Regions from separate parts of the Mus musculus genome. Here region 2 is linked to region 1. A link is a loop called in an ENCODE intact Hi-C map of the cell type or tissue named here. Cell type or tissue: heart. All regions are shown on one strand. Each heading gives the region's core, and the rest is flanking DNA. Links, peaks and the distances in the headings are about the cores only.

Evidence for each region. Peaks named below come from ENCODE experiments on the same cell type or tissue, not always from the same donor. Only the 100,000 strongest peaks of a DNase experiment are listed, where the experiment ranks them.
Region 2: it touches region 1 in a loop (2.8-fold over the local background); 6 of 42 quality-filtered maps call a loop at or near these places.

What each region holds. Positions count from the first base shown.
Region 1 is chr19:36,731,845-36,746,935 of GRCm38, forward strand. Ppp1r3c (protein phosphatase 1, regulatory subunit 3C) reads right to left here and starts at 4,760. Exons shown (of 2, transcript NM_016854.2): 1 at 4,709-4,760; 2 at 1-2,510. The coding sequence starts at 4,722. The coding sequence ends at 1,571. In heart, for the core only: CTCF peaks have their summits at 3,023, 4,819, 6,393 (motif pointing left), 7,928 (motif pointing left) and 2 weaker places; a DNase peak (open chromatin) is centred at 4,907; H3K4me3 peaks cover 2,697 bases; H3K27ac peaks cover 3,832 bases.
Region 2 is chr19:36,530,120-36,545,210 of GRCm38, forward strand. Gm32143 (a long non-coding RNA gene) reads right to left here and starts at 8,682. Exons shown (of 3, transcript XR_386676.3): 1 at 8,252-8,682; 2 at 7,024-7,291; 3 at 3,804-3,981. In heart, for the core only: a CTCF peak has its summit at 8,618 (motif pointing right); a DNase peak (open chromatin) is centred at 4,852; H3K27me3 peaks cover 673 bases.

The DNA of each region.
Region 1 (15,091 bases), core at 2,973-10,972:
TATCCCAATAGTGTTTTTCCAGCATGGCAGATCACATACATTACAATCCACTGCACTTTCCCAACTCACCTCAAAGTACATGCACACCGGACAATCAACCCAGGACACCTGTCCTCAAGATCCCACAAAGTGGATTTATGCGCACGCAAAAACAGTTCACATTCAAAATAATTCATATCTACACTTTTTAAAAGCATTTTGACTAGAAATTAAAACAGCAAGACAAAATTAGGCACGAGATAGACCGATACTTTCATGTGCAAGGTCCTGGATTCTTGCATTGAGACTCTGGTGTCAGTCCCCACTTCAAATGTCACATTGAAAAAGTGTGGCAGAAAGATGAGTCACCTTCAATATGAAGGACGTGAGTTGTGTACACTGATGGCCCTCCTGATGATTTCAGAAGGACACCAGTGAATAGACCTTCAAATAAGGTCCTAAACATTCATGAGTTATTAGATGAGCATTCAGGTAACTGGTTTAAACAGCTACAGTGTTGTGGTTTAATGGAGGCACTGAAAGAGCTCTCTTTGACACGATGTGGAGTCCCTACATGCTGCTAGTCACTGGTGACAACATGCCTGATGTCAGGCAGCATTCTGTAGCAAGAACCCAAGAGTGATGCCTTCATCACAAAGCCGCTTATCCAATTAAGAATGCAAAGCCAGATGTGCTTCAACACTCTCTAAAACATGGTTCCTGGTAGACCATGTTTAAACTGAAAGGATTCACTTGAGATCTTTTGATATCATCATTTCCTTGAGACAGGGACTTGACTAGCCCAAGCTAGCCTCCAACTTTCTGTGTGCCAAGGATGACCTTGGATTTCTAATCCTCCTGCCTCTGCCTTCCCTATAACATACTGGGATTAGAGGCATGTGCTGCCACCCCCAGCTGTATGATGCTAGACCTGGAACCCAGGTCTTCATGCATGCGAGGCAAGCACACTACCAACTGAGCTACATCTCTAGCCCTCAAGATCTTGATTCTTCAGTTCATCTTCTCCCCCAGTACCATCCAACATCCTTTTATTTTCCTATACAAGGATGCATAGAATGGATTTCTTTCCCATCTTTGAGCTATTTCCTCAGGAGAAGCCTGCAGAACCCATTCTGAAACACAAGATAACTTTATGTGTTCCCACCAATGGCTTAATATCCACTTAACCATGGCTCCTCCGCTGACTCGAGCCCTCGGCATATACATTTCACATTCCTCACACCCTTACCACAGCGTTCCATCACCATCAACAGTCCTCAAACCTTTCCTTGGTCAAAGTGAAAGCTGGTGAACTGAGAGGGAAATGATGCACCTCCCAAAAAAAGGTGTCGCTTGTATAAAACTAGTTCCCAGGCTGTCCTTGATCCTTCAGAACAAAGCTGGTGGCATCACCCTCAAAAACCCCCAACAATGAATTCTCAAGTAGCTATAGCTTCTATAGCCAGGCCCCAACAGCTCATACCTAAATCTACTGATAGAAAGTAACTACGACTTCCTAATATTGAGCAATACAGATCTAGAATTGCATGAGGATTATGATCAGACAAGGGCAGTGTGTAGATTGCCTAACTCATCGATAGGAGGTCAAGTTCTCCACTCTCCCCCAGCTCTGCCACTCTGGGAAGAGGCCGCTAGCAAGCCTTGGACTGCCAAAGACTGTGGGCTCTATCTCAGTCTTAGGGGGCCCCTGTTGGAATGCACAGTCTTTGGGTGCCACCTGAGTCTGCACTCCGTCAGGTTTCCATTGCACATGGACAATTCTGTAATTCTGACCCTCATTGTTGTCCCAGAAGATCCTCCCATTAGCGTGATAAGAAATGCAGAACTCAATTTTCTCCTCAGTTGGAATGACACGGGGCAAGTCGATGGCAAAGGAGAAGGTGTCGCTGTCTGAGCTGCTGTAAACATTCTTCATGTAGACACAGTCCACATCTGTGTAGGTTTTCCAGGTGTCAAAGGTGATCCGGACCTGAACCTTCTTCTCAAAGCTCACATTCTTCACTTTCACTGTCCCGGTCACCGTCCGATCTTGCAAAGAGCAGTTCTCGAGGCAGACAAAGTTCTTCTGAAAGCGGTCCCGGAAACTTAAGTAGTCGGTTGAGGGCTGGGGAAAATCAAAAACCAAATTTTTCTCCTCGTGAAGTTTTAAGCTGGAGGAGATATCGTTAAGGTCCAAGAGATCAAACTGCAGGTCCCACGCTGGTTCTTCTGGAAGGTCGGAGAAGACATGGATAGCAGTGAGTGACAGCCCCTTGGAGTCCGCAAACACGACCCGCTTCTTGGCTTGGTTGTGTGGGCTCTTCCACTCACTCTGCGATTTGGCTTCCTGCTTGACACTGAGACATGGTTTCAAAGGTTTCAATTTATTCACAAAATTTCTTCGTTGAAAACCATTGTAAGGACCCAGGAAACTCTTCAGAGGTGGTGAATGAGCCAAGCAAATCCTCATGGCCATGTCCACGGGCATGACGGAACTTGTCAAAGGACGTGGATCTAGCACATGGATCATTCTGGAATGAGAAAAAAAAAAAAAAAACAGTGGTAATCACCGAGGTCTGGAGTCGTCTTCCCCTGGTCCCAAATGCACACACACTAGTACTCCAGTGCAGAGAGGTGCTATCACGTGGAGAAAAGGAGAGCACTGGGGTGATGAGATCTACAGTCTAGCTCTGTGCTTGGCAGGCTGCTGGGCCCATGTGTAAACTGCCTGAAACACTCAGAGAGGATTCAGTTTCTCCATCTGAGAAACAAGAGGGCTCTATCTGAACAAGTCTGACACAGCTCTTGGAATTATGTACTCTGTTCTGGGCCAGTGGTTCTTAAACCTGTCAGATCAACAAGACCTGAGAAGTTTCTTTCCTTTAGAAAAAAAAAATTCAGATTCCGGGGACTTAAAACCACTACAGTAGAGCTTCATGGCATGGAGCCAGAAAGGTAAATATGTTCTTAAAGCTTCCCCCAAAAGAGTCCATTGGCCAGACAGCTTCTTCCATTATCACAGTCCCAGCCTCTCGCTCCCTCTGGCTGCTGTTTCCTATTTTGGCTCTCGAACCGGTTTTACTTCTCAGGAGAAGTAATCCACTTGGGAAACAATAAATGAAGCAATTCTTAAAATGTCATGCTGTCCTTAGAGTGACAGTAGGTGACGCTTGTTAAAAGAAAGAATGACTTTTTCATTTTATCACAGTCATCCTCATTTTTTCACAAATGACCAACTGCAACACCAGCCAACATCTCACAGACTAAAGGAAAAACTTTAAACAATCTACAGTTCATATAGAAAGATGCCCATGACAGGTCCAACTATAAAGGGAATAGCTACCTGCAGGGATAACAGACTTGTTCATTCTGACCAGTAATAACCACTTTACTATAGCTCTGTCTTGTAGCCTGCAGTGTACATTATATATACACAACATAAAGTAGTTTTAAAAACTGATAACCAGAAAATGAGCTGTTTTAAAATACACTGAAGATATATGAATTTATAAATACTGAAAACTACAAAGGAAAACACTAAGATGTTCATTATCTTTGACTGATGGAATTATAGCATCTACTGGTTTGGGCTTCTATGATGTTTCCTGTTGTTGAGCAGGTCCTATTTACAAGTAGGAAGGCAATAACAATAGTTTGCATCAAACAAAGAACCATCCATCAAGACTTTTCTGGCCTTTCTTTCCCTTGAACCACACTATAATTCCACACTTACAGAATTAGGTTTTTCCTCTCCAATGTCAGCCTTATAAATCAAAGAAACATGAAATACAGTAGGTGCCATTTTGGAGTCTGGGGCTTTATTAATTATTTATTCTTTAACAGTTTATATATGTATATAACATATTTTGATCATAAATATAGTCTGGCTTGAAGAATTCTCTTCATACCAGTGCTAAGCACAGCACCCTGTATATGGTCATCATCACAAAGTGGCCTGTAAAGAATGTATACTGAACTCACTTTAATAGCTCTAGGGTTTTTCTGAGAGGATTACAAACTTCCAGCAACAAAACCTCAAAGTCTATTTGTCTCACAACCATTAAGAGGCAGGATTTGGGGAGGGAGAATTCTTGGACTAAGTTACAACTGGAGATGCAACATTTCGTGAGATGGTCTTGGTTGCCTGGTTGATGGAGCTGTTGTTCGTTTTTTATTGGTTGAGCTGTTCTTGTTTTTCTTTTTGTTTTAGTTTTTTTGGTTTTTTTCCTTTTTTACTCCTGCATTTATAGAAAGTTTTAGTAGTGGGCTATTTCCCTGGAATTCTAAGTCCTGGCCAAGAGTTAAAAATAATAGCTTGCTCAAACTCTAAGACTGCATTTTCTATGACAAACCAGGAGAGGGGAAGTGGGGAAAGAAGAAATGCAAAATCCTCTACCTTTTGCCACAGGCTAAACTACCTCATCAATAAAACTAAGCTGCACCCAAGTGTTTGGGTCTTTGAGCTCAAAGGCAACAGAGTCACTTCAGCAAAGGAATCCCAGCTAAAACTGACTCACTAAGGCAGTTTCTACTGTGAGATGTAGATTCCCAAAACAGGCGCTAAGAAATACAACTCAAATTCCATCCCTTCAAAGCCTCCGGGACGATTCAACTCAGCCATCAACCTGGGAGTCTCCCATCTGCAGAGAAGACAAAACCACAAAAGCCCCCAAAGTCCCCGCAGCTGCAGGCTCCCCTCCATTCGGGCGCAGAGTTGCACTGAACCTACCTGGTGCAGCTCATTGGACCGAGAGGCAGCGGCGACCGCGACAACCGCACCCTGAGCAACTTCGCACTCAGTACTTAAGAGGATGCAGCGCCGCGGTCCAGCCGGCCGACTGACCGCAGGCAACCGGGAGGCAGCTTATCAAAGCCAGATCACGTGAACCGGTCCCTCCGACCAATCAAAGGCCGTGCGCCCTGACCAACCACTGTGCAGCTGGGGCACGAGCCCCTGCCCCTGGAACGTGATCACCGCGGGGCTGGATGTGACCAGAGCGTGCTGGAAGGCGGCCGTAGAGTCCCTGAGCCCTGGGCCAGCGGGATCCAGCCGTGTTCCCGGAGCCTGGCGTGCAGCACGTAGCTCACGGCTCGCAGCTGGCCTTCTGCAGCTTGTGCGAGCCTGGCGGGGTCTTCTATGGAAACGCGTAGGTCTGTGCAGAGTTGAATCTGAGCTCAGAAAGTTGTGGCTCCGCCCGGTGTCTGTGTTATTTGAAATGCTTGTGATGCTCCTTGCTTTGTGTCCAAGCACCTTGGCCCAAGCAAAGAGAAGTTGGCTGGCTCTTCTTCCTCCACAAATAAAGTCACACAGCCACTCAAATGTTAAGAAAACACGTGAGCCCATGAAACGAAGTGGCCGTGTGTGTGTGTGTGTGTGTGTGTGTGTGTGTGTGTGTTTCCCTCTGAAGACAGAGGCAGAGAGGGCCAGTCTGTACAGCCTAGCGAGACTCTGCCTCTGAATAAGCAAATGGAGACTATGTGCTGACCTATTCAGTTCTCTGCTTGGGAGAGAGAACTATAGGCCAACATGAAGTTACTGTCCTTGCTCATTGTCACCAATTGCAGCAGACAGCCCAAATCCCTAGACTGAGTTATGACATCCTTAGGCAGAGGTCAAAATCACAGTTGATTTCATGCCCTACCCACCCAGCGGCTTTCGCTGAGATTTCTTTCTTTTCTTCTGTGCACATAACCAACACAAAGCAAAACTAAAATAAATATTTTTTAAAGAAACGTCTACTGAACATCACAGAGGAAAAAACTTGATAATTGGACTTTTAAAAACTAAAAAGTTCGACCGGGTGTGGTGGTGCATGCCTTTAATCCCAGCACTCTGAAGGCAAGAGTCTGGAGGATCTCTGTGAGTTCGAAGCCAGCCTGATCTACAGGATGAGTTTCAGTAGTTACACAGAGAAACCCTGTTGGGGGGAGAGAGAGCAAGGCGCGCGCACGCGCAGGGGCGGGGGGAGGCATATCTGTTAATCAAATATAAAATTGTTTTCTTCTTTTGTTTTTTGTTCTTCCCCCTTTCCTTTCCTCCCTCCGAACATTCCTACGTTCCTTGGTCTCTTTCAAATTCATGGCCCTTTTTCCCCCTACTTGTTGTTCTATGCGTATGAATACTGATTATTTTTACAAAGTCCATGACCTAGCTCTGCTTGGCTATCTAGAAGCCAATTAGAATGTGCAAAAAATTCCTCTGTCATGTAACTGTCAGACTCAAGAATTGTTACAATGGAGTAAAGAATAAGAACCATGCTATGGGGCTGGAGAACGGCTCAGAGGGTAGGAGTCCCTTGCTCTTCTTTCCACAGACCAGAGAGCAGGTCGTACCACCCAGCTCAGGCGCTCATACACAGCCTGGAACTCCAGCTTCAGGGGCTCTACCGCCCTCCTCTGGCTTTTGCAGGACCTGCACACATGTGCACATAACCAACACAAAGTAAAACTAAAATAAATATTTTTTTAAAGAAACGTCTACTGAACATCACAGAGGAAGAAACTTGATAATTGGACTTTTTAAAGATTTATTTTTATATTAGACATATGAGTGTTTTTTACCCCTCTGTATGTATGCATACCACATACATGTAGTGCCCTCAGAGGTCAGAGGTGGGCACTGGATACCCTGTCATTGGTTGTAAGCCACCACGTGGGTGCTGGGAACCAAACCCTGGTCCTCTACCAAGGGTAACAAGTGCTCTTAGCCGCTGGACCATCCCTCTCTCTCCCTCTCTCTCTCTTGGGCTTTACTTCTGAATAAAGCACCTGACCAACAGCAGAACTAACGCCCCTCTCAAGATGGCCAAGACCACGTGAAAGGCCAATGTTTAGGGTTTTAATCCTCACCTGAACCCAGGCAAGTTCTAGCCTCAGATTCCTGTTGTGCAATATGGAGATGGTAAATTTGCTTTGAGGAATAAACTTGTGTGTATCAGCAACATCCCACGTTAGAGCTCAGTTCAATACTCGATCCTCCTGTGCTCATTTCTACTCTCACCTCAGCAAAGTTAGTACCTGAGAGAAGCAGCAGTCACCACCATGCATGGCTCATTGAGTCTTATCATGGGCCAAGCATGCGCACCATGTCATCTGTTAAATACTTACAGCATCCTACATGGAACTGCCTGTCATAAATACCATCTTAGATAAAGGAAAACCATTAGGAGATCAAGAAACCTGGCCGGGACCTTCCAAGTAGAGTTGTGGCTCTCTGGGATCAGAACCTGCATGCAGGATAACTGCCGTCTGCCCCATTCTGGCTTCCTTTCATTAATGGTCAGTTACAAGGATAAAGACAGGAGGCGCCTTGTGTATTGTTGGCTTCAAACACTTTGTGTTTCACAGTTGATAAATCTAAACCCCGAGGAGGAAGCAGAGCTGGTAGCCAAGGGCTGGTTAGGTCAGAGCCAAAACTAGAATCTTGGATAGGCCTTTTCTCTACGCAAACCGTATATGCTGAGATAAAGGGTGACTATTACCAGCTAAAGCTATGAAACAGCACACTGTAAGAACAATGCAGTTTGATTCTACTTAGGAGGGAAAGATATGCAGGGACAGGCTCTAGAATATTCTTCACCAAAATGTTAGTGCTTACTAGGGGATGGTGACAGTACTCGTGGTAAAATGTTTTTGTTTTGCTTCTTCGTGGTTTTTGGAGATTGTTGTTGTTGTTGTTTTGGTTCGTTTTGGTTTGGTTTTTTGGGTTCCACACACACACACACACACACAATGAACACAGAAGGCTTCTGTAATTAACAAATAAATTTGAAAAGGTTTTCAAGCTTTCAGATTCAAGTAATTCAGAGAGACTCTTAGCTGGGTGCCAAGAACCACGTTGGAAGCTTTTTAAATGTTCTCAGGCTGCCCCCACCCCTCCCCATCCCAGCCCCACCACCGTCCTAGAAAAGCTGTATTGACTCTGCTTACGCTCCTGCCCCCTGGTGTTGATTAATGCTGCCAAAACAGATTTCTATTTCAACTTCAAGAGGACTTTTTAAACAGAAAACAGTATTCTTTCCTACAAGAAGTCAAGGTAACCTGTAAGCTTAATAGTCCAAGCCTCTCCTTCAGGCTCCTAGCTGGTTTTTACTGCCTTTCATTACAGGATTGAAGGTACTGGAAAGGAATCAGTGTTTTTTCCTTGGGTGTTGCGTCAATGAAGATGGACTAAACCAGAAGTTATGAAGAATTTTATTGTTTGTGGGCTCTATCCAAGTGTGGCTTGGCAGCACTCAAACGTTGCTTTGTCTTACTCGTCTTCCCATAATAAATCTATCAACCAGGGCTCGTTAATTGGTGCATGGTGTCCAGCATCATGCTTGAGGTTACCTGGAGTCATAAGCCATAGCCCTTTACCCTTGAGACTATTCTAGATATTTCTTTTATTTTAGGCTCAAAAAGTACCCCACAGATGAGGGGCTGCTGGCTGTGTGGTTTACACAGTGGGGTTGTCCAAGCATTTGCTCAGTATCTCACCTGGAGGCTGGACTCCTTTTGTGGGAAATTCACCCTGGGGTCCCCCAGTTACCAACTCATTTTCTTTTTCTTTCTTTCTTTGTTACTTTCTTTCTTCCTGTGTACATAAGCATTTTCACACATGTGTGTGATATGTATGTGTGTGTACATGTTCACGTTTGTGCACGTGTGTAAGAGTATACATGTAGATGTAAATGTCCCACGAACATTTCCCACAGATGTTCCAACAGATGTGCTGCAGGACAACTCCCCAACAATGGGCAGCTGTGGACGGGAAGTCCAAGAATCTAGTAGTTGCTCAGTCCCACGAGGCTAGTTGTTTCAGCTGGTCTTCTGTAGAGGCTGGAATCCTGAGTAAGTAGGTTCCAACAGATGTCCTGGCAAGTAAGAGCAAGCAGGTGAATAAGAGTGAGTCTTCCTTCTTCCAATGTCCTTATGTAGGCCTCCAGCAGAAGATGTGGCCCAGACGTGTACCACCACATCTTGACCTGGGACTTGCTTTGTCCCAGGTTGACTCAGAGATCTCGCAGGTGAGCCCTCCGATTCTGGACTGTAGTTCATTCCAGATATAATCAAGTTGACAACCAGGAATGACCATTACAAAAGGGGTCATTTACTCTTCTTGATGGTGTCTCTGTAGTCACGGAAGGCTGAAGGTGGATAAAAGTGTTGAGTTACAGGGGGCCTGAAAAGTAACAGCTGAATCATGCTGAAGGACGTTTAAATGTCACTACAACATTTAAATGTCACTACAAGTGAGTGAGTCCATGTGTGTATATGTGAGTGCACATATGTGAGCATGAGTATACATGTACACGTGTGCATATGAGTGTGACTATGTATGACTGTGTGTGACTATGTGTGTAACTGTCTGTGTGTGTGTGACTGTGTGTATGACTCTGTGTCTATGACTGTGTGTATGTGCATGTGGGTGTGGGTGTGACTCTGGGTGTGTGACTCTGTGTGTGTGTGTGCATATGTGTGTGAATGTGTGTAACTGTCCCTGTGACTGCCTGTGTGACTGTGTGTGTTACTGTGTGTGACTTTGTATGTGTGTGTGACTCTGTGTGGTGTGTGTGTGTGTGTGTGTGTGTGTGTGTGGCTCTGGGTGTGTGAGTGTGTGTATATGTGCATATGAGTGTGTGTGACTATGTATGTGACTGTCTGTGTTAGTATGTGACTGTGTGTGTGTGACTGTGTATGACTCTGTGTATATGAGTGTGTGTAACTGTGTGACTCTGTGTGTATGACTGCATTGTGACTCTGTGTGTGTGTGTGTGTGTGTGTGTGTGTGTGTACAACCTGACACCTGAGTAGAGGTCAGAGGATACATGCAGGAGTTGGTCCTCTGCTATTTAGGTTGTAAGAATCAAACTCATGGCCTCGGGCCTGGAAGCAGGTGCTTTACCCACTGAACCATCTTGCCTGCCCTTTAAAGATTTTAATGTGACCACCTGGGAGATGAAGAGGGAAAGAGTTCTTCAAGAAAAAGAACAGATCAAATCCCAGCAACCACAGGGTGGCTCACAACCATCTGTAATGAGATCTGATGCCCTCTTCTGGTGTGTCTGAAGACAACTACTACAGCGTACTTACATATAATAAATAAATAAATCTTAAAAAAAAAAAAAGAAGAACAGAAATTAGAAAAAATATACCTGGATTCACAGGAAATATCAGAAGAAAAATCAAAGTGATTTTCTAAAATATTCAAAATAATATTCTGAAAAAGAAGGTACTTTAGCTCTATCAGCTTAAATTGTACTATAGAGTTTTACAAAATGAATATTGGTACCCAAATACAGAATTAGCAGTGAGAGAAAAGAATACATAAATGTACATACTTACATATTAGAATTTCCTATATGCTTCAAGAGGACATTTCTAATAAGGAGAGAGGGGATTGTTCAAAAAATGGGCATCTGACTAGCCTTGGAATGGATATTAGAAAGATGTATACAATAAATGGCTTTCATTCTCTGTGGAGAGGAGCCAAAATGGTTTGATGGCATAGAAACATGTATAAATAAGACATGTCAGTAGGAATGTCTTAAGTCTGTTCTGTGTTACTATAACAAATTGCCAGATATATAATATATTTGTAATAAATAAATGTGTAATATATAAAGAAATTTACTTGGCTCTTAATTCTGGTAGCCAGAAAACTCAAATAGAATGGTACAGGACTCTGGCAAAGGCCAACTGTGTTACAACACAGCAGAGGGTGTTCCATGAAGGAGCATAGTTGAGGCCAAACAGCAGGAGCATGCAGAAGCAACAGATCACACAGCAAGGGAGGACAAGAGACAGAGGGGAATGGGAGAGATAAGCTTCTCTCTTATATAACCAGCTCTGCCAAGAACTAATCCACTCTTTTTAAAAAAATCTACCCTGCTTCTAGAGATCAGCTTAGCATCAGTCTCTTCAGAGGATTAAGCTCTTAAAGGATCTGACACATTTCCATATGAGTTTGACACACACATCTGTCTAGGGATTCTAATTGTTTTTAATTAGGTTTTATTTAAATCTGTAATTAAAATTTTTTATTTCTTTCTTTTAAAGAAAAAAAAAAGTTCCAACCAGGTGTAATGGCACACACCTTTAATCCCAGCACTCAGGAGGCAGAGGCAGGCAGATCTCTGTGAGTTCAAGGCCAGCCTGGTCTACAGAGTGAGTTCCAGGACATCCAGGGCTACATAGTGACACATTGTCTCAAAAAAGCAGAAAAGAAGGAAAAAAAATCCTACGTGAATGCCTCACTCAGTGCTCATCAGAGACATTTCTTCCTGCAGCAAATGAGAGTTAACACAGAGCCCTGAAACCAGCCAGTGGACAGAGAGTGAGAGACTTTAGAACACTCAGTCCTAAATGGGGTGTCTTCATCAAACCTCTCCTAGAAGGGCTCAGGGATCTATGTGGAAGAGGACACAGAAAGATTTTAAGAGCCAGAGGAGTTGTATGGCACCAAGGAAATAGTCTCTTCCAGATGTAACAGGACTGACACAGGTATGAACTCACAGAGACTGTGGTGGCATGCACAGGGCCTGCACAGGTTCAAGCCAGATGAAGCCCCAGCATTGAGAGAGGAAAATGAACATAGGGTCACAAAATGTCCTAGTTACTGCTCTACTGCTGTGAGGAGACATCATGACCAAGGCAACTTATAAAAGAAAGTATTTAACTAGAGGATTGCTTATAGTTCCAGAGGATTCGTCCATGAACGTCATGGCAGGAAGCATGGTGGCAGGCAGGCATGGTGCTGGAGCAGTAACTGAGAGTTCATATCTGACCTGCAAGTCACAGGCAGAAAGTGCATGACACAGCCTATTAAAACTTCCAGGTCTGCTCCTAGTGACATACCCATGCCAAAAGGCCATACCCACTAATGCTTCCTAAACTGTCCACCAGCTAGGAACCAGACTTTCAAACATACGAGCCTATTCCGATTCTCACTCAAATCACCACACATACCGTAACCAAGAAGCTATTTGCAATCAATACCCACCAGCAAAAGGAAAATTAGTTTTCTACAATGGAGTTTCACTGGGTATAGGTATATCATGCCCCGGAGTAGGTGGGCAACACAAAAGGAAATCAATTTTATAGGGTTTTGTTTGGTTGGTTGGTTTTTTTGTTTGTTTGTTTTGTCTTATGGGTTTTTTCATTTGTTTTGATTTTTATTCTGTTTTCATGTGGTATTTCTTTTTGTTGCTTGGTTTTGGTTTTGGTTTTTTTGGAAGAGAGAGAGAAAGAGCATAAAGTTGGGCAGGGAGGGCCTGAGAAGAGTTGAGAGAGGTTGAAACATGATCAAAATATAATGAATTAAATTTTTTAATTAAAAAGAAGTTCTCTCTGAGGATAGGTAGAAAGAAGAGTGTGTGTGAGTTAATATGATCAAAGTACATGATATGTTTGAATAAAAACATATTTATGAAACCCATAATCATATTTTTTAAAGGTTAAAAAAGGTATTAGAACCAAGACTGGCTCTGTTTGGTACAGTAGGAGCCTCAGTGAATCTCCATTTCCTCCCCTCTGAGCCAGACAAAGGCCTTCAGGGTTGATTGTGCTTAGCCGGCCAAAGCTGTCTACACTGCCTTTACCGTGTCTAGGCAGCTGGTCACACTTCTGGTTTGGTCACATGTTTCACTAAGTCTTTATGTCCTAGGACATCAAATTCTGCTGCTTTGCTTTAAATATGAATGGTCCATGGGATGTGGCAGCTGTCTTTGTTACCAGGCCACTTTACTTACCAGGCCCATATTGTCCAGTACACAGGCTTTCTGTTTTCTAGCCTGACATCTGGACTCAGCTCTGAACTTACAGGAAGGGTTTCAAAGCACCTTCAGCAGACGCAAGCCCACCCACTCATAAGGTACCACAGGTCCTCTAAATATGACAAAACTCACCTAACCAGCTGCCCCTTCATACTCAGAAACAACACACTGTCCTACCCCCCTTGTAACTAGAGCTGGGCATTGTCTCCATAAACCTTGGGAAGAAAAAGTGGACCTAGTCTGGGCCAGAGCCATGTCAGAAAACTATTTCTACTTGGCTACTCCACACCAAGGATGTGATGGAAAGTTCCAGCGCAGGAGCCTGGGACTTGCAAGCATCTTTCCAGATTCCCAAAAGAGTCAACAATTTGCAGTAGGGCTTTAATATTTGTTTAAAGTGCAGTGACTCTTCTAGAATGTCACCCTGAACTTTAAAAACTCCTCAAAGCCAACTTTCTTCAAGTGTACTCCATTAGCTAAGCATTGGCTTGTTTTGTTTTGTTTTTTGTTTTGTTTTGTTTGTTTGTTGAGGTGGTGTTTGTTTGATGGTTTGTTTTTTCTGAAACAAGGTTTCTCTGTGTAGCCTTGGCTGGCCTGATCTCACTATGTAGACCAGGTTGGCCTCAAACTCACAGAGATCCACGTGCCTCTGCCTCCCTAGTGCTGGGATTAAAGGCCCATGTCACCACACCCTGCTGCAACTCTTACACTTTTGTTTTTTGTTTTGGTTTTGGTTTGTTTGTTTCTTTCTTTGTTTGTTTAAGACAGGGTTTCTCTGTATAGTCCTGGCTGTTCTGGAACTCACTTTGTAGACCAGGCTGACCTCAAACTCAGATATCCGCCTGCCTCTGCCTCCCAAGTGCTGGGATTAAAGGCACCACCGCCCGGCAACTCTTAAACTTTTAAATCACTTAGTAAAGTTAGGCGTGATCTGAGAGCCACCAGTTGCTGACACTTCCCCAGTCAAAACAGGTCAGTCACCTCCTGGAGTGACAAGTGACACTGTTGCACAGCAGAGCACTTGGTCTGGCTTTCCTGGGTGTGTGGTTGAGCTTTTTCGAGCTCAGACCATTGGTAGTTGAAAAGATTTTCGTTATGAAAAAGAACAAAAGGAAGAACATTCACTCTACCAAGAACAAATTATGTATCCAGCATGCTAGATCCTTTTACACATCTAATGATAGCCCTGGTAGTTATAATATAATTATAATATAATGTTCATTTTTAATTAATTTGGCCTTATTTATTTGTTTAGCTTCTGAGGCAGGGTCTCGAGTATCCCAGATTGGCCGAGAATTTGCCATACAGCTGAAGATGACCTTGAACTCCTGATCCTGTCTCTTCCTCACAAGTGCTGGGTTTACAGGCATGTGCCACCCTGCCTGGCTGTAATGCTAATTTCGAATTAAACGGGATTACTCTTGGGAATTTACCCAAAAACCTCTAAGTCAGTGTAGTGGTTTGAATATGCTTAGCCCAGGGAGTAACATTATTAGGAAGACTGGCCTTGTTGGAGTAGGTGTGTCCTTGTTGGAAGAAGTAGGCTTTGATACCCTCCTCTTAGTGGCCTGAGGATTTAGTTTTCTCCTGTCTGTCTTTGAATCAAGATGTAGAACATCTGCCTAGACACTGCCATGTTCCTGCCTTGATGATAATGGACTGAACCTCTGAGCCTGGAAGTCAGCTCCAATTAAATGTTGTCCTTTATAAGAGTTGCTTTGGTCATGGTGTCTCTTCCCAGCAATGGAAACCCTTACTAACAGTCATCGTATCACAGAGATATTTGCACATTCATGTTTGTAATTGCACTATTCACAATACCCTGTGTCTTAGCGCTTCAACTCTGTGATAAAACACTAGGGCCAAAAGGCAAGTTGGGAAGGAAAGGGTTTGTTTATTCGGCTTACACTCCCACACTGCTATCCATCACAAAAGGAAGTCAGGACAGGAACTCTAGCAAGGTAGGAACCTGGAGGTGGGAGCTGATGCAGGGGCCTCTGAAGGGTACTGCTTACTGGCTTGCTTCTCCTGGGTTACTCAGCCTGCTTTCTTGTAGAACCCAGGATCACCAGCCCAAGGATGGCACCTCCTACAATAAGCAGGTTGATCACTAATTGAGAAAATGCATTACAGCTGGATCTCATGATGGCATTTCCTCAACTGAGGCTACTTCTTCTCTGATGTCTCTAGCTTCTGTCAAGTTGACAACACAAAAGCAGCCAGTATACCCAGGAAATGAAATTAGCTAGATGGCATAAGCAGATGATTGTATGAAGAAAAGCCGGTACATATGCACACTAGAACTTTATGTAGCCACAGAGAAAATGAAATCATGACATCTCTAGGAAAACGGATGG
Region 2 (15,091 bases), core at 4,434-12,433, 200 kb before region 1:
ATTTGTAATAGCCAGAAGCTGGAAAGACCCAGATGCCCCTCAACAGAGGAATGGATACAGAAAATGTGGTACATTTACACAATGGAGTACTACTCAGCTATTAAAAAGAATGAATTTATGAAATTCCTAGACAAATGGATGAACCTGGAGGGCATCATCCTGAGTGAGGTAACCCAATCACAAAAGAACTCACATGATATGTACTCACTGATAAGTGGATATTAGCCCAGAAACTTACTATACCCAAGATTACAAGATACAATTTGCAAAACACATGAGACTCAAGAAGAACGAAGACCAAAGTGTGGACACTTTGCCCCTTCTTAGAATTGGGAACAAAAGACCCATGGAAGGAGTTACAGAGACAAAGTTTGGAGCTGAGACAAACATCCAGGGGTGCATCTAGAGACTGCCATATCCAGGGATTCATCCCATAATCAGCCTCCAAACACTGACACCACTGCACACACTAGCAAGATTTTGCTGAAAGGACCCTGATATAGCTGTCTCTTGTGAGGCTATGCCGGGGACTAGCAAACACAGAAGTTGATGCTCACAACTAGCTATTGGATGAATCACAGGGCCCCTAATAGAGGAGCTAGAGAAAGTACCCAAGGAGCTAAAGGGGTCTGCAACCCTATAGGTGGAACAACAATATGAACTAACCAGTACCCCCCAGAGCTCGTGTCTCTAGCTGCATATGTATCAGAAGATGGCCTAGTGAGCCATCAGTGGAAAGAGAGGCCCATTGGTCTTGCAAACTTTATATGCCTCAGTACAGGGGAACGCCAGGACCAAGAAGTGGTAGTGGGTGGGTAGGGGAGTGGGGGGGGCATGGGGGACTTTTGGGGTAGCATTGGAAATGTAAATGAAGAAAATACCTAATTAAATTTAAAAAAAAAAGAAAAAGAAAAAGAAAAGGCCTCCATAAGATGTAGCTGTAAGGTACTTTCTTAATTAGTGATTGATGGGGAAGGGCTCAGCCCATTGTGGCTGGGGCCATCCCTGGGCTGGTGGTCCTGGGTTCTATAAGAAAGCAGACTGAGCAACCCATGGGGAGCAAGCCAGTAAGCAGCACCACTCCACAGTCTCTGTATCAGCTCTTACCTCCAGATAGCTGCCCTGTTTGAATCCTGTCCTGGCTTCCTTCAGTGACAGACTACAACGTGGAAGTGTAAGCCAAATAAACCCTTTCCTCCCCAAGTTGCTTTTGTCATGGTGTGTTGTCATAGCAACAGTGACACTAAGACACAGTCCACTGTGGCATAGAAGACATGGTGGCAGCAGCTTTAATACTGCTTGTGGCTTCTCTTTTTTCTCTCTTCTAAGCTACAAACCAGCAGTTTTGTAGGAATCTTACCAGAGACCCCATTTACAGGAAAAAGACACACAGTAAATCCTTTGAGCAACCCTACTGACTCTTGACTTTACCTTATGAGACTGTAATTTCATCCAAGGCATCTTCAGAGCCACCTTATTTATCAAAAGAAATAGAAAAGAAAATTGGGAGGGGGGATGATTTCTTAGCAAACATTGGAAATACAAGTTGAGAGCCATCAAAATGGTATATATGGTTAAGGCTAAGAATTAATTGCATACTCTATCTTGAAGAGCCTGTACCCAGCCACCACTTGGATGCGTCGTTTCTACCTTGGGAAACACATCCTGCCACTTGGGTATATCTTATTTTCTTCTGAGTGCCTTTTAACTCTCATGCTTAAGCCTGTATCTAAATATCTTTAATAAAATGTCCAACTTTGCTTCACTATACCAGCAAGTCCTGAAGTTCCCAGTTCATTTCAGCCTTTATTGAGGTCCTTAAAAGCTGAGGGGAACTTCTTAGCCTAGCGAGGCAAGAGCATCATGAACTGTTTCTGTCCTACTGACCTAGCAAACCACATGGGCCCCACAACCTGAATGACACAGGTTGCAGATCGGGTGTCCAAACATATCAGCCTGGGGAGCATATTTCAAACACCCAGCTACCACAAATTGGTAGGTTCATTATTTCCTTTTTTTTTTTTTTTTTTTTTTTTTGATTTTTCGAGACAGGGTTTCTCTGTATAGCCCTGGCTGTCCTGGAACTCACTTTGTAGACCAGGCTGGCCTCAAACTCAGAAATTCACCTGCCTCTGCCTCCTGAGTGCTGGGATTAAAGGCGTGCACCACCATGCCCAGCTCATTATTTCCATTTTTAAGACTAAAAAATATATAAGTACATCAATAATTATGTTTACTAGTGACTATAATTTATAATCTTTTAAAATGCACTAGCAGCAGCTTAGCTGGCTTGCCCCCAATGGGAAATATACAGAATCCACTTTGGTAACTGTTGTCAACAGGATAAAGCTCTGGGATTTAGCACGGCATAGGGGAGGACCCATCAGGATGGCCTCTGTCCACACTCCAGCCACATCTCGTGTCACTTGTCCCCTGGCTCAGCTGTTCTTCCTGCTCCTCTGTTTCATCTCTTATGCAACAGACTGCCACATGTCCTATACCTACATCTACCCCTACATCTCCTAAAAGAAATCTCTCCTCTGTGTGGCCACACTGATTTTCTCAGACTGACCCCAGCCATGTCTAAGGACTGAAGGGCAGTATTAAAACCACCCAAACCAGCTCTTTGAGGAGAGTCTGGTAAGCGAGCACAGCTGAGCCTCTTCCTTTGACTGAAGATCTTTCTGTAGCTCTCTGCAGTGAGGGGGAGACTTCAGCATGAGGCATAGGAGAAAGTGATTGAGAGGCAGGTCCAGCCTGTGCCTGGCTCTCCCTATGCCATAACTGGTGGTCTTTCTGAAACCTAGGCTGGTTGCTCTGTGGGGAGAAAGAAGCAGAAGTTCTTGTCAGGAGTTGGGGGGGGGGGGGGGCGAGCAATGGCAGAAACAGTGCTGAAGAAAAAGCTAAGTCAAAAATAAGGCCAGGCCGGGGAGTTCACAACTTCCTGGAGAAGTCTGCTAGAAGCCTGTTTCAAGTAGGTCGCAGAAGCAGAGCTTCAGTGTGATCCTAGAGGGAAACTAAGCAACTTGTACCCTTTTGGAGACGGGGAACAAAGAGAGGCTCAGGAGGTCATGCTGTCTGCCAGGCAGGGTTACAATGTATGGTCATTTGAGTGAGCAATGTCTCTGACAGGCTCAGGTGTTTGAACAGTTGGTCCCCAGTTGGTGGCGCTGTTGTGGGAGAGGCTACAGCCCTGATGGAGAAATACATTGCTAAGGGTGGGCTTTAAGACTTGAAAAGTCTCACTCCACCTGCAGTCCTGCCTCTGGAATGTGTAGAATTATGTGACCTCCCTGCTTCCTGACCCTGCTGCCGTGCCTGGCCTGATGGACACTTATTCCTCAGAACTATACGCCAAAATAAACTACTTTTCTTTAAGTTGGTTCTGTCCTAGTGTTTCTTCATAGTAACAGAAAAGTAACTGACAGAACTTGTTGAAGAATTACCCAAGCTCTTATCTCTCTCTTCCTCTGGACTGGTTCATTGGCCCCTAACTCTACCTCTATCTCCATGCAGAAACCCCAATGGGCAGGGCCTTCCTCACATCCTCCAGCTGCCAGGTCTAGGTCTGAGCTCTAATGGAAAGCTGGGAAGTCCTATTATCCGTCAAAAGACTGACCAGAGAGCATTAAACAAAGCCAACACTTAGCTTCCCACTTCCCCTCTTACACTGACAATTTAATAGGCACAAGTTCCCAAACTGGGAAAGAGACAAATGATTTGCTTTTCAGACCTCGGATCATAAATACAATCAGACAAACCTAGTTAAATAAATGTGCTCCGCTCAATGACTGCAAAGAAACTGAGTGATTATCATGCAACTGTATTTAGGGTCCATAAATTCCGTGCAGACTTCTTAAAAACTGCCGATTCCAGGAAATCTCTTAAGACATTGATTCTGGCAAGCCTGGATAGCACCTTGATGGTATATGGACACTTCAGATTCCCCCAGTGAATGTGGATGCAGGTAGTTTCAGTGGCCTAGACAAATAAAAGGAGGAAAGTTTAAGCTGCAAAGGCTGCTGGAGTCATTTAAACACTGTATGTAGGGGAAGTGTCTTTGCGTAGGTTGCCTCTATGCTATGAGTTATGCGGCAGGCCACCTGTGTTCCGGTTGTGGGCTCATCTGCACCCTTGGGCCATCATTTGACTTCTCTCCTGGCTGGCCAGCAAGGTGGTGACTCTGAACTCTGCAGTGGACCCCTGCGTTTCTCATTATGAGATGCGATCCGTAACTTGGCTCATCCTCTCATTTCGGTGGCTTTGGCTACCGTGTGCCTCCGCGGAAAGGCAGAGTTTCTCTCTGGATGCAGACAGAGCCGAGCTGATCAATCTCATGCAATGACAGGTCCAGAAGAACGTTCAGAACAGCGACTTCCTGCTCAAACCATCTGCTCTAGTCCTAACCGCAGCTCTGCTTCCCAGGGCTCCACCCCCGCCTGCCCTTTGTTCTTAACTCCCAAGGCCACCCACACTGTCACCTCTTTCCCAGGGTCCTGGGAGCCCCTCCCTTGTACGGAAGGGGTTTTTTGTTCCCTTCCACCTCTTAGTATTTTAAATTGCTCTGTGCCTAGATCTCTGATCTCAGCCCTTCTCCTCCTTAGTTTCCGGTCTAGGTTGTCAATCACTCCATTCCATCTGCTTTTCTTTATTTCTTTCCTAGCCTGGAATAGAAGAATTTCCAAGAGTTTCCAGTCCCTGCTGGTGGATGAAGGTCTGGTTTGACAAAAGACCCCTTTCTAGTCCTTACTTACTGCGTGCCTGATCCGAGAGTGGACTTGGGTGTGTGCCATGCCCCAGGGAAAGGAAAGAGAGAGGGATAAAAAGCCTCATCCTGCCAACGGGACTAATGCCAGATCCTTCTCTGTTCGAGTCACCGGCAGTGAATGTCACTCTGTGCGGTGTCTTGGCAGCCAACTGGTTTTCCAGGGCGATACCCCTGTGAATCGCCTGAACTCCATTCACAGCATTCAAGGAAAAGTACAGAAGAAAAGCTAAACTAGATTAGACCAATCTTCCTCCTGGAGCAATGGAGCTCTTAACAGCAGCCATGACTGGCAGTTGCCCTTTGAGCTATTTACCTCATTAGATTAGGGGCAGCCGCAAACAGCTTCTTTTCTTTAGTAACTCAGCACTTAAGTTTCTCTTTTATTCCCACCACCATTACGTCCTGCCAATTTCTGCTGCCTCCTTCATTGTTCTTGCCTTCATTATCTCTCACATCCCAGCTCCTGGCAGGGTCTGATTTCTGTTTCAAGTCTCCCCTCACCTCTACTAGAGCAATCTCATAGATTCCTATAGCCTAACCAACATCATCTAAGACTCCATCTCTACTCAGGCCCTCCTCAGGCCAGTGTCCCAAGACCATCTGCATAGCTCCAACCTTTATCCTCTCATTTCCTTCACCAGCCTTGTACTGTTAGGGTTTTGGGAAGAGAGAAAAGAAAGAAAAAAAAAGTCTGAAAATAATCATTGCTAACACAATATTTTCTGAATAATTTAGGCATGAAGTCAATTGAATTCACAGGTGCGGATGCTCCGTAGACAAAAGCCGAGTGCATTTAAGGTAATTTAATGCTGGGACTCTCTTAGCTTGTGTACCTATAACCTGCACATAGGTCTGATGTATATTAACCCGTTTGGTCTCTTGGATGTATATAATTTAGGTTTTTAATGAAGCTAAAAAAAAAAATCCATTGAGTGCAGGTGGGTCTGCCACAGTTGCTTAAATAAATATTTATTTAACTGGCTGGCTCATTTCCTCCGGCCTGATCATTAATTATATTCATGTTAGAGCCTATTATACTTCTGTGTGAAGCTTTCTGATTGTCTCATGAGCACATTGTGCTGTTCTCAGAGGGCTATCAATTCTCTGGGGGGGGGGGGGTGTCAAAGCATTTGCTCTTTGCCACCCGAGGTTCAGTCTAATCCTCTCTAGCACAGATGAGTGGGCAGGGAGAGTGACGCTTTGGTTATGGCAGAGAGGGGTGGGGGTCTTTTGATGATGTTTCTCTAGCCAGTTGCTAAGCAGAAGGAAAGCAATCCCATCAAGCGAATGGCAGTCCACCTGGAAAGATGTGTTTGGTAGGAGGCAGGAGGGAGAATTAAAACGAGGCCAAGGGAAGTAGGAAGACCTACTCACACGGTGTGTAGTTACTTATTCCTTTAGAGCGTTTCTTTTTCATCCCTGCAAAGGCAGGGTCTGAAACCACCCGGGATGACTGACAGATATATATTACCACCCCCGTTGACTGTGTTGTTCTGTGAGAGGAAGACTCGGGAGAAAGGAAAGAGAGAAGTGGCAAGTAGAAACGGTGGTGTCTGGTCAGCAATAATCATGGTTGTGGTGCTGGGTTTGTTGGTTTGTTTGTTTGTTTGTTTAAGATTTATTTATTGTATAGGAGTACAGTGTAGCTGTCTTCAGACACACCAGAAGAGGGCATCAGATCCCATTACAGATGGTTGTGAGCCACCATGTGGTTGTCAGGAATTGAATTTAGGACCTCTGGAAGAGCAGTCAGTGCTCTTAACACTGAGTGATCCCTCCAGCTCCGGTGGTGCTGGTTGATTTAAGCCTAAACTCTGTCCGAGTTTCTGTGGGATAGAACTGTTTGTCTCTAACGCCAATATAAATGTATTCCTTGGCTTTGAAAAGAAATATACAAATAACTCTCAATGTGGTCAATCCATCTTAATTTCTGGGAAGCAAAAGAACAGAGGGAGGGAAGGAGGAGAGTGGAGGAGGGAGAGGGAGAGAAAAAGTGATTCAGTGTGTATGTGTAAGAGAGAGAGAGAGAGAGAGAGCGTGTGTGTGTGTGTGTGTGTGTGTGTGTGTGTGTGCGCGCGTTCTTTCTCAAGTCCCTTGGATGGTGCTGACACCATTGTTACTTCTTGAGAATAGACCTTTCCTAAGTCACCCACTCATGTTTTGAAACTTGCCAGGATTTGAAATAATTTGATGAGTTTTCAGGGCTAAAATTATCCTTGGAGGAAAAGTCCTACACACCACATATTCATACATACCCCGGAGAAGAGTCTAAAAATGCATTGTTTCATCATCCGTGCTGGTAGTCAGGGCTGGATAATTCATCTCTGCTCAATTAGGGAGCAGAAATCTGTATGCACCTCTCAACACGTCTGTCTCCATAGCCGCTCTGCCTGGAAACCACATCGGACACGATGTGTGTCCTCTCCCGCACTGCTGCGTACTGGTATATGGAGTGTCCTTTTCAGCTAAGAAAAAGGGAGACCTCCTCATCTGCTGCAGAGCTGGCTTGCCCAGAGGGGAAACCTGGGAGGAGAGAACGTGTTATACATCACAGTGTACCCTAAAGTTGTTTAGCAACCAACAAACAAGATGTTAAGTTTCCCACTTTAAAAAGTGGGGATTTGACTGGGCCTGGATTTATTCCTTTAAACCCAGCAAGGCAGCGGCAAGTGGACCTCTGTGACTTTGAGGCCAACCTGGAATACATTGCAAGTTCCAGGCCATTCAGGGATACACAGTAAGATTGCCTCGAAATAGATAGGCAGGCAGGCAGGCAGACAGACAGATAGACAGATAGATAGATCAGGTCCTGGGCCAGTGAAATGGCCCAGCTGATAAAGCATTTGCTGTGCAACCCCAGAACCCAAGTAAGGTGTAAGGAGAGAATCAACTCCGTAAAGTCGTCCGTCCTCTCACCTCCACATGCGTGAGGTGGCAATTTAAACAAACAAACAAACAGACAGACAAACAAACAATTTTTAAAGGGGTTTGTGATCTAGAAAACACACTCATTTCTTTTCATTTTCTTTAAGGAAACCCACAGGACAGGAAACACTGGTCCAAGTGAAACCTGTGGCTAGATCGTCCCCGCCAGCAACGACTCATCTCCTAAAATCACGCTGCTAATTTAACTAATGATTTTGCTTTGTCCTCAGCTGGTACATGGCTAAGTTACTTTAGAGAGAGGCAACATCTTAAAGACACTCCAGTTGCCTGGGTGAGCTACAGAACACTTTTACCTCTTCCTGAGTGTCCAAAGGAAAGAATGCTGGGGGCGATTTGGTGACCTTGGAGACCCATTTGATCTAAATGTACACACCTAGTCTTTTCACATCGCTAACTCCTTTTCCTCTTGTGGGAAAAGTGCCCTCCCTTCATCTTCCCCACCCGCCTACCCTGCCCACTTAATGCCCTCCCCTCGCCTGGGTCAAATAACACTAGTTATTTGAGCTGTAACTGGCACTGCCAGCTGCCTCTTCCTACCTGTGCTTGGGCTTTGGGAAGCATTGGTGAATGCTTCATCTTAGGGCTCTGCTCCACATAAGCTAATGAGGTACATAAAAAAAATAGTACATTTTAAAAATGTAAGATGTTTTTAAAAGTCGCCCCAAGACCGGGAGAACTGAGTGCTTCCTCAAAGTGCTCCTCCATCTTTCAACCTGCTGCTCTAGTTTCTTTATCACACTGTGCTGTGACAAAAGGAAGATTTGTTAGCCCATGAAATCAACAAGAGTCTTTATCCTCTGAGCATCTTCAGCACACCCTCGCTGGGAAACAATCAATTGACCTTCCTACCTAAAGGGAACCGAGTTTTATGCCTAATAACCTCAGGCTGCCACTAGAGGGCAATGTAGTCACTATTCACCACTATACACGCTATACCACTATACACCACTAAAGGGGTCCCGGGGGGTCACAAAAGCAGCTTTTTAAAAGAAAAAAAAATCTTATTTCTCATTCTTTGTGTATTTCACCATACTTTTAAAATATAGGTTCTATATTTAAGTTCAAAAAGACATTTCACTACATAAAAAGAACACTTTCAATAGAGGCTTGCCAGAGAATCAAAAAGCCTGTAGATTAATTCCTTGGCCTGGAGAGAAGAAATTGCCAGTGGATTGGGGGCTCTTCTGTATTGCCCTCTCTGATAACATCAGTAGAATTTCTTTAACACTTTTAAACTGTCCAAGGTCCCACATGTTTCTCCACTGTGTATATGAAAAACTCACATACACAAGACTAAGTACCCGTGAGTCCTAGGAGGATGGAATAAATTACAACTTTCAGTCTAGGAAGATTCTATGTATTTCTCGCTGAGGTGGGTCTTGAGGTATAGCTAGTTTGAAGAATACTTGCCATATGCTTAGCATATGCATAGGACATGAGTTTAGTCCCTACGACCACACAGACATCAACACACACACACACACACACACACACACACACACACAGAGTTTGCTTCTGAGGCATGGATTCAGAGCCACTAATGAGACAAAGGACAAAGGGTAGGTTTCTGGTGGGTCACCTTCTACCCCCCATTGTCATGATGTCAGATGAAACTTCTATACAAAGCCTTCACCCAGAGACCTTTGTTCAACCTTCCAAGAAAACAAAAACAAAAACAAAACAGAAAGCCACAAGCATTACTCTGTCAGTTTTACTCCCATGGTTCATTGCTTTGATCTTTCTGATAAGACCTAACACACAGCCTTGTACTGTATTTAATCTGCCTTAGGGCCCCGCCATGGTTGGAACCGCTAGAAGGCCAGGCATGTTTGCTCATATGTATAACCCAGAATCTCACATATAATACAATTTTGGTAGAACCTAACAGTCTCTTTCCTTATGGAAAAGGTTGGGATTGTATTTATTTTCCAGCAACTATAAATTTGAACCTTGTTTGGTGTCTGTCTGTCTGGTTTTTTAGTCTGTTTTGACTCCATCTGACTTAGCAGCTGTACTCACCACTTCTAAAAGTGGATTTGTATATGACTGAAGGACTTGATAAGCATTTAGAACTAACATCTAATTTAATTCACAGTCACATACTTATTTGCTGGCTTTAATTCTTTCCTCACCCTATTTTTAATAATGGTCCTTAAACGCTTTAACCTCCCTTCTCGCCCACCACCCACCAGAGGTTGTGGGAAAGATAGGTTATTAGGATACAGGGGAAGTGGACCTGTTTAGAAATGGTTCTTTGGAGCAAATCCCTTCTGCATTGTCAGGAAGTCAGCAGTTCCGTTCACCGGTCAGCTGTGGCAGCTTGATCCACTTGCAAACACTTCACGCACATACCAGCAGTCCGGTTCAGTAATGTCGTGATAGCAGCAGTGGTGGCATGACCTAGCAGAAACAGTCAGACCTTAGTCAAGTCGGCAGGAGTCAGCCGGTGGGACCAGGGCCAACAGGGATGCCAGGAGAAGTTCTTTGCTGTGCCTCTCTTAGCAAAGACGTGAGACCAAGAAGTGTTGCATAGATTGCTCTACAAGCAATCCCCTCCCACAGTCCAGAGTCCTATTTATATTCCCTCCAAACTTCATGTGTGCTCCACAGGTCTTGCCTCACATGTGTCTTGCCTCAGCACATTAGTCTTTCTTAGCAAACTTCCATGTGAGTCAGTAGTATCAGCTGACATCACTGCCCACTGACCTGGGTCCACAGAAGCAGCAAAAAGCCGCCAGCATACCGTTAGAGGTTTTTAGTGTGTTTCTTTCTATGGAGTCCTGACAAGTGGAGCTCAACAATGCATGTAAGGTGAACCAAGACGTGTGTGTCATTAGCAAAGAATCCTTCATCACGCGTCCTTTCACGTCCTGGCTTTAGCCGACCATCCTTTCACCTGTGTCTGCTTCAGGAAAACACTCCTTCACGTGTTTGCCTCAGAAAGACACCATCTGATACAAATGACTTTCCGAAGAAAGCAGCAGTGTCCCTTTTATTCTTTTATATTGCTCATAAAGCCATTTTTGTTTATTTATTTTTCATTCCCCCCCCCTTTTTTTTTATCATGGTTTCTCTAGGCAGCTCTGGCTGCCCTGGAACTTGTTATGCAGAACACGATGTCCTGGAACTCCCCGAGACCCACGTGCCTCTACCTCCCCAGTGCTAGGACGAAAAGCATATGCCCTGACGTCCTGGATTTATGTTCTGAATGATTTGGCCAACTTAACTGTATTTGCACAGTCAAAGAAGCTTATTATAATCTTTCTAACGAATTCAAGCATAAATAATTGCCAGCAGCTGAGTGTTGTTGTAATGCTGGCTGATATAATTCTACTCCTAATAATGTATTTGTTTATTCTGTAAATGTTCATTAAGTGCCTACTGGGAATCATGCTCCGCTCTTGGCATTGGGATAGGGTGAAAAAGGACTGTTGGTTGCTGCCCAGTGGTGTTGACATTCTAGCCAAGGTGAGAACAGAGAGACACACAGTGTGTCAGGAGTCGGTAAGCCTGCGCAGTATCACTTGACAATACGTGTGCGACTTAATGAAGGATTTTAGAAGTTTTAAAAATAAAGGCTGGAGAGATGGCTCAGTGGTTAAGAACACTGGATGTTCTTCCAGAGGACCAACTTTGATTCCCAGCACCCACACAACAGCTCACAGCTATTGGGGACCCCAGTTCCATAGGATCTGACACCCTCTTTTGTCCTCCAGAGGCACCAGGCATGGAAGTGGTATACAGACAGGTACACATTCATGCAAAACATCACACCACACACACACACACACACACACACACACACACACACACACACACACACACACACACACGAGAGAGAGAGAGAGAGAGAGAGAGAGAGAGGGAGAGAGAGAGGGAGGGAGGGAGAGGGAGAGGGAGAGAGAGAGAGAGAGACAGAGAGAGAGAGAGAGAGAGAGAGAGAGAGAGATTTTTTTAATGGTTTGTGTTTAACACAATTTCCAGTATCCTCTCCCCCATCACTTTGTTAGGGATACTGTGGATGGAGGTTCTCTCTCTACTCTGAACTCTGCTCTTGACTCTATTAATTTTTTTTTTTACCGTGGTATCGAATTTAGCACAAGACTAAGGAGATGACTCCATATGTAATACTTGCTGTACAGGCATAAATTCAAATCCCTAATGCCCACATACAAATCTAGGCACAGCTACACATGCCTGCAACCCTGGTGATGTGGGTTGCCGGGGCTCAAGGATCACTGATGCTTGTTGCCTGCCCGGCTAGCTCCAGGTTCAATGACAGACTCTATATCAAGAAATTAAGATGGAGAACAGTAGAGCAGGATACCCAACATCCTCTTCTGACTTCTGCATGTTCAGGAGTGTATGCAACAGCCCCCCCCATGTGCTCTCATGGCATGCACGTGCACAAACACACTCACACATACATACACACACACCCCACAGATATAAAAACAGGGCAGATTTAACAGCTTAAAACAGCAGTCATGTATGAGTTCATGATTCTGTTGGTTAGAAGCTGAGACACATCTGGTTAGATTCTCTACTGAGGGGTCCACAAGGCTGAGGTCAAGGATCAGCTGCCTGAGCTCTGTTGACAGAATACAACTCTTTACAGTTGCAAGGCTGATGTCCCTGCTAAGTCCCTTAGCTCATGTGTAGGGAAGAATATAGGAGCTGCTGGGTTTGTTTAAACTCTCTGCTCTGACTGTTGACTATTTGGGGTGACAGCTCCACTTTTACTGGGTAATGACTATTTAAGACCCATTTTCTCTACTTTGCCACATAAAAGGCATAAAATTGGTGTCATTGTTGCTGCGATGAAGTCATTTATGATGGAAAGGCAGAAAATGTATGATTTTTAGGTTTCAAGAGCATTTATCTTTGGCAGATATATAATAGACAAATGACTTAAGCTGTCAAAATACAATTCATTAAATGTGATTAGTTAAACTCTTGTTAACCTACATATTTTACTTAATAGTTCAGAGTACTGAGTTAATGAAACAAGTACCTTTGCTCTCTGAAAATGTGATTTCTCTAAATACGTGGCCCTGGGCTCACTACCAACTCATCTAGAATCACTTGTTAGGGCTTACGTCACACAAGGATTCCTGGGCCAACCCCCAAAGTTGATAACCAAAATAGGACTTTTTTTGGCTATATATAATAATAACAGCAATAAAGGCCATTTCTTATGAGGAAGGTGATGTAGTCAGTCAAGTTCTGTGGATCATGAATCACACAAGAAAACCCAGTCTTCTTTATTTTCTCTCTTGCTGCCATCAATGGCATCAACTTTATTCCACAGAGCTTATTCCCCGGAACCTCCACGCAGGGGCTAGGGTTGGGTGAAAGAGGGAGGAGGAGAGGGAGAGAGAGAAGAGCTTGTCCTCTCTCTCCCAAGTTCGCTATGCGAAGAAGCATTCTCCCTTAAAAGTTCTGAAAATACTTCCCTTGCCTTTGCTAACTTGAGTTGGGTTAAACCCCCAGCTTTAAATTAATCATTGTGGATAAAAGATGGACTTTCATTGATTGGCTATAAGTAGCACACTCACGTTTAACATGGAGACTTCTTTTCCTAAAACATCTTTTCTCTGCATCAGAGGAGAACCCGGCAGGAGGGTGTGGAAGATAAGGAGAAACAGCCAATGAGAAGACACCACAGCACCCACTACACTCTTCTGACTCTTTAGCCACTCAGGTAGTACACTCACACTCTCAAAGATCACGATGTGAGGCAATCACGGATTCAGCTTAGATGTCCTTTAAAAGATGAATGAATAAAACATTATGGTATGCATACAGGATAGTATTTTGTTTAACTATGAAGAATGAAATCTTGTCACTTGCAGGAAAATGGATGGGACTGAAAATGATCCTGTTAAGTGAAAACATCCATGAGCATGCAAGGTTCTTCAGTCTTCCACTATCTTCTTCAACTTCTTTCTTCAGCATGATGACGTTTTCATTATAGAGGTCTTTTACTTCCTTGGTTTTGTTAATTCTAGGATCTTCATTTTTTTTCCTTCCTCTCTTTCTTCTCTATTCCCTCCTTCCTATCCTCCTTCCCTCCCTCCCTCCCTCCCTCCCTCCCTCCTTCCCTCCCTCCCTCCCTCCCTCCCTCCCTCCCTCCCTCCCTCCCTTCCTTCCTTTTTCTATAGTTGTGATGGGACTATTTTCCTGGTTATTCCTTAGCATGCTTGTTATTAGTATTTGAAAGATTACTGCTTTTTTTTAGACGTGGATTTTGCATCCTGTCACTTTGCTTAAAATGTGTGTCATTCTCTTGAGGAATTTTAGGGTGTCTTATCTATGGAATCATATTATCTGTAAGTAAGGATACTTTGGTTTTTTTCCTGTTTATCTCTTTTGTTTCCTAGTCTTATTGCTCTAGTTAAGGCTTTGAAAACTGTGTTGAGTAAAAGTGGATAGAGCAGAAAACCTTGTCTTGTTCCTGGTTGTAATGGAAATGCTGAGTGCCCCTCTGTCGGTATAATGTTGGTTATGTTTGTCATATATAGCCTTTATTATGTTGATACATATTCCTCTATTCCTGGATTCCTCGGACTCTTATCCTGAAGAAATATATGTTAAATTTTGTCAAAAAGACTTTAGTGTTCCTATTGAGATAGCCATGTGATCTCAGTAGTTTGTGTGCAATGTACTTACTGTGTTTCTTGATTTGCATGTGTTAAACCACTGGGCTTCTAAAATGATGACAACTTGATCATGGTGATTAATGTGCTCTTGAATTTGGTTTGCATTTTAATGAGAACTTTTATATCTATGTTCATCAGGGAGATTGATGCATGGTATTTTTTGTAGTTGTGTCTTTGCCTGGTTTAGGTATCTTGGTAATTCTAGCTTTATATAAAAAAAAGGTTTTGTGGTTTTCTGTTTCATAGACATAAATTGAGAAGCATTGCTGTTCTTCATTTTTTAAATGCCTTCTCTGTGTGCATGTGTGTGTGGTTGTGTATGTGTGTGCATGTTCGTGTGGATATGTGTAGGTGTGTATGCATGTGTGTGTGTGTATGTGTGTGTATGTTCGTGTGGATATGTGTAGATATGTGTGTGTGTGTGTGTGTGTGTGTGTGTGTGCATGTTCCTGTGGATATGTGTAGGTGTGTATCGTGCGTGTGTGTGCATGTTTGTGTGGATATGTGTAGGTGTGTGTGTATGTGTATGGGTGTGTGTGCATGCATATGCATGCAGGTCCTTAAGTTCAGATCCCCTGGAGCTGGAGTTACAGGCAATTGTAAAACTGCCATAGGCACTGGGGACTAACCCCAAGACCTCTATAAGAGTTGTAAGTGCCCTGCTCACCAACCCATAGTTCTTTAAATGTCTGGTAGACTTCAGCGGTGACTCCAT